Regions from separate parts of the Homo sapiens genome. Here region 2 is linked to region 1. Evidence: chromatin loops called from intact Hi-C (ENCODE). Cell type or tissue: ascending aorta. All regions are shown on one strand.

The links. Peaks named below come from ENCODE experiments on the same cell type or tissue, not always from the same donor. Only the 100,000 strongest peaks of a DNase experiment are listed, where the experiment ranks them.
Region 2: it touches region 1 in a loop (2.6-fold over the local background); 7 of 110 quality-filtered maps call a loop at or near these places.

What each region holds. Positions count from the first base shown.
Region 1 is chr1:112,613,570-112,616,069 of GRCh38, reverse strand. All of the region lies in intron 2 of ST7L (suppression of tumorigenicity 7 like), which reads left to right. Among named protein-coding and RNA genes, the nearest start is that of ST7L, 4.3 kb to the left of the region's middle. In ascending aorta, a CTCF peak has its summit at 1,405; no DNase peak of the experiment used is centred here.
Region 2 is chr1:112,543,168-112,545,667 of GRCh38, reverse strand. All of the region lies in intron 13 of ST7L (suppression of tumorigenicity 7 like), which reads left to right. Among named protein-coding and RNA genes, the nearest start is that of WNT2B, 35 kb to the right of the region's middle. In ascending aorta, no CTCF peak of the experiment used is centred here; a DNase peak (open chromatin) is centred at 1,486; H3K27ac peaks cover 2,500 bases.

The DNA.
Region 1 (2,500 bases):
AATTTTTCAAATGATTTAAAGAGAACCCAGACAGGCCGGACGTGGTGGCTAACACCTATAATCCCAGCACTTTGGGAGCCTGAAGCAGGCAGATCACTTGAGGCCAGGAGTTCAAGAACAGCCTGGCCAACATGATGAAACTCCGTCTACTAAAATACAAAAAATAACTGGGTATGGTGGTATGTGCCTGTAGTCCCAGCTACTCGGAAGGCTGAGGCATAAGAATCTCTTGAACTTGGGAGGTGGAGGTTACAGTGAACCAAGATCTTGCCACTGCACTCCAGCCTGGGCGACAGAGAGAAACCCTTTCTCAAAAATGAATGAATAAATAAGTAGAACCTGGACATACAGTTTTTATATAAAATTTGCCCATTAAAAAAAAATTGAGATGGAGTCTCACTACGTTGCCCAGGCCAGAGTACAGTCGATATTCACAGGCACCATTATAGCACACTGTGGCCTTAACTCCTGGGCTCAAGCCATCCTCCCGTCTCAGCCTCCCTAGTAGCTGGGATTACAGGCATGTGCCACCATGTCTGACTACAGCATTTTAATATTGGCAACATTGGGAAGACTAAAATTTATGTGTCATGAATTCAACTTACAGTTTTTTCAAGCCCCAGTTTCCTCATCTGTTAACTGGCAGTTAATAGCATGAACTTTATAGGATTATGAAGAGTAAATCAGATAATGTTGTAAGTTTATAACATGATAGCTGGTTCAGAATGTACACTTAATGAATTTTGGCCATTATTCTGAGAATTCTCACAATTAAGAAACCTGTTTGGCCTGATACAGTGGTTCATACCTGTAATCCTAGCACTTTGGGAGACCGAGGTGGGGTGATAGAGTTCGAGACCAGCCTGGGAAACATGGAAAAACCCTGTCTCTTCAAAAAAATACAAAAATTAGGCGTGTGTGGCGCACCTATAGTCCCAGCTACTGGAGAGGCCAAGGTGGGAGGATCACTTGAACCCTGGAGGGAGAGGTTACAGTGAGCCAAGATGGTGCCACTGCACTCTAACCTGAGTGACAGAGCAAGACTCTGTTTCAAAAAACAAAAACAACAAAACTGTTTAACTTTAATTCAACTTTTCCTTGAAGAAGATATTTTTAATTTAAAAAAAATAAAATATTTTTTATAATTCACGTTAACATCCCTAGGATGTCATGTTTACTAGTGTACACTTTGGAACAATACTGCTGCAGATAAAAATCTTAAGAAGTTTTATGCCATGCATAGCCAATAAATTTTTCTCTTCCCTTTAAATTTTTATTTATTTTTTGTAGAGACAGAGTCTCACTGTGTTGTTCAGGGTAGTCTCAGACGCTTGGGCATAAACGATCCATTCTCCTCGGCCTCCCAAAGTGCTAAGGTTCCAGGCGTGAACCACCATGCCCAGCCTGTTCTTTTTTTTATCTCTAGGTGGTGCTCTCCAGCTGTAGTAGAAATAGCATTTGTATTGGATCTATTTTTTTAAATAGGGACTAAATACAGACCATTTTGTTAAAGTGAAATGCCAAACAAGAACGAGATTTTTCTCTTGGCTAAAAAAAATAGAAGCTATTGAGGAATTCAGGATTAAAACTACATGTTAATATAAGCCTCATAATTTAACATAAGCATATTTTAGCATGTTTAGTCCATAGCATACAAAAGTCTAAGTAAAGACGATAAACTGTCTTTAAGCCAGGCACGGTGGCTTACACCTGTAATCCCAACACTTTGGGAGGATGGAGTGGGAGAATCCCTTAATGCCAGAAGTTTGAGACCAGCCTGGGCAACAACAAGACCCTGTCTCTATTTAATATGGTTTTTGTTTGTTTGTTTTAAAGAAACTATCAATATTAAGCAGCTGATATAGTGGAAAAAGCTCTGGTTTGGGAACCAGAAGATAAAATTTTGAATCTTAACTCTGCCACTTACTAGCTGATAATTTTGGGCAAGCTACATAAACTGTCTAAGCTATAATTTCCTCATTTATAAGAGGGGGATAACTTATATATATGATGTCTAAAACCTTGTAAAAAACTTTTTGTGGCCAGGTGTGGTGTCTCGTGTCTGTACTGCCAACACTGTGGGAGGCTGAGGCAGGAGGATTGCTTGTGGCCAGGAGTTCAAGAGCAGCCTGGACAAATGAACAAGATCTGGTCTCTGTATAAAATTTTAAAAATTTAGCGCGTTGTGGTGGCGCATTCCTGTAGTCCCAGCTACTTCAGAGACTGAGGTGGGAGGATTGCTTGAGCCCAGGAAATCGTGGCTGTGGTGAGCTGTGATCATGCTACTGCACTCCAGCCCGGGCAACAGAGTGGACCTTGTCTCAACAACAAAACAACAACAACAAAAACCCAAAAAAACCTTTTGTTACTCTTTATAAAACCGCATTTTAAATATACACAAATTAGGAAATTCAAGTAACATTTTAAAGGTTAAACTGTATTATTACCCTTGCAATGTTGATGGGTTTTTATTAGCAAAGGTTGTTGTGTTTATAATTTC
Region 2 (2,500 bases), 70 kb after region 1:
AGAAGAAATTTCCAAGTGAGGAGTAATATCCAAGATAATAGGTAAGGTAAATACTAAGAAGAATCCATTGACTTTAGCAATTAAGATGTCATTAATGAGAGAAATTTTATTTTCCTTTCTAAAGAGGTGGTGGTGGTAGTTCTTGTTGTCTTTCCATTTTAACAGGAACAAATATATTTAAGGCAAAAGAATGGACCTTAAATTATGGAACATCAATATGCAAGAGTATATTATATTAAGCTAATACATTTAGCCTAAAATAATGCCCTCCTTTGTAAATTATTGCAAAGGTTGTCTAATATAAGGCCAATTTTACATAGTAATATGAATAAAATCAGGGTTATTATGTTGTCAAAGCTGTAAGCTATAAGACCAGACAGTTTATTCTTGGCAAGCCTTTATTCTAACTTGGTGCAAACTCCAGAAGGTAGGAGAGGGGGAATATGCTGGGGGGTTTTGTTTGATTATATTTTATGTTCTTAGAGTATTTTTTTCTGTCTCTGACTGTGGAAGAATGAACAAATTGTTAACAATAAGGAGTTTTAATACCCAGGAGTACTTAATGTTTTTTGTTTTTAATTTTCCTTCAACTTTGATATGACTTACCGCATTCTGGAATTTGCTTATGGACCTCATAAGTTCAGAGTTGAACTATTCCCCTAGTTCACATAGCTATTTAGTCGTCTTTTATGCCTTCTGATAAATTTTTCTCTACAAGCCAGTGATGAAATTTGAACTTTCGTTCCAAGGGAGTGTTTCTGTAATAGTCATCCATTATTTTGATGTATTAGCCAAACATTGACTGACAAATGAATCTACAGAAAGCAATCCAGGAAGAAATAATTAGGTCTCTCTTACAGTATAAAAATCTCATATTTTAGGAAATTTCCTCACTAAAGCTATGCAGTTTTCTACCTTATAAAGTGAGAATACTACTATCTCTTAGGGTTACTGAAAAGAATTAAATGAGCTAATATAAATTAAAGTTCTTTATAAACCATAAAATGCTATATAGGTTAGGTAATATTACTAACTTTGCTGTCTTGTATGTGTTTCCCACCTTCTTGAATAGCAGGGTTTGTTTCTCTTGATTTGAAGTTGGGAAGAAGAAGAAGTTGGCCTCTCATGGCTGAGGGACAGGGCAAAGGGGATTGCTGACTGGTTCTTTGGGTGCTGAAAGCACAATGTTCTCTACAGTTTCTAATGTTTCTAACTTTTAAAACTTCCATTTTGATGTGCTTTTACTTTAATCATGGCTCAAGGTTCTGGACATTTTCTGGATTTTTAATGGGTTTGTGTTTTGGTATATACTTTCTGAATATAGTAAAATAAAAATTAAAATATAGCTGTTGAAGGAAGCTTAGGTGTAATCTCTGTGAATCATTATGTTTTAAAAGTGAAATTTATAGCTGACCTTGGTTCAGCACAAAATTAGTCATCCCTTACTAATGCAGGATATTACATCAGAAATTCCTGGGTTAGTATCCAGCCCTAAGCGGTCAACTTCCTGGCCTAATGAAGTCCCAGAATAGCTCTCAGTTTAGCAGACATTTATTGAGCACCTACTGCATGTTAAGTACTCTAATAGGCTCATCTCAGTATTGTTATTCAAGTATTTTCAAATTTCAAATAAAATATAAATACTTGAGTATAATTGATAACGAAATATCCAATCACTAGAAAAATAATAGCTGAGTAAATATGTAAATATGGTAAAATAAGACAAGGGACTTTATTTATGGTCAGAATCCTAGGCCTTCAGTTTGCTAGTTTAGGTTTTTTTTTTTTTTTTTTTTTTTGAGATAGAGTCTCACTCTGTTGCCCAGGCTAGAGTGCAGTGGCATGATCTTGGCTCACTGCAACCTCTGCCTCTCAGGTTCTAGCGATCCTCCTGCCTCAGCCTCCCAAGTAGCTGTGACTATAGGTGCACGTCACCATGCCTGGCTAATCTTTCTATTTTTAGTAGAGATGGGGTTTCACTATGTTGGCCAAGCTGATCTCAAACCCCTGAACTCAAATGATTCACCTGCCTCGGCCTCCCAAAGTGCTGGGATTACAGACATGAGCAACCACACCTGGCCTACCTACTTTATTTATTAATTAATTTACATATTTATTTTTGAGACAGAGTCTTGCTCTGTTGCCAGGCTGGAGTGCAGTGGCACAATCCCAGCTCACTGCACCCTCCGCCTCCCGGGTTCAAGCGATTTTCCTGCTCAGCCTTCCTGAGTAGCTGGGACTATAGGCGCGTGTCACCACGCCCACCTAATTTTTATATTTTTAGTAGAGACGGGGTTTCACCATGTTGGCCAGGATGGTCTCGATCTCCTGACCTCGTGATCCACCCGACTTAGCCTCCCAAGGTGCTGGGATTACAGGCGTGAGCCACTGCTCCCGTCTTACCTACTTTAGTTTTACAGTGCCTAATGAAATGCCACATATATAAACACATTAATAACTGGGTAAAATTATTAACTGATGGTCCTAGGAAATCACCAAT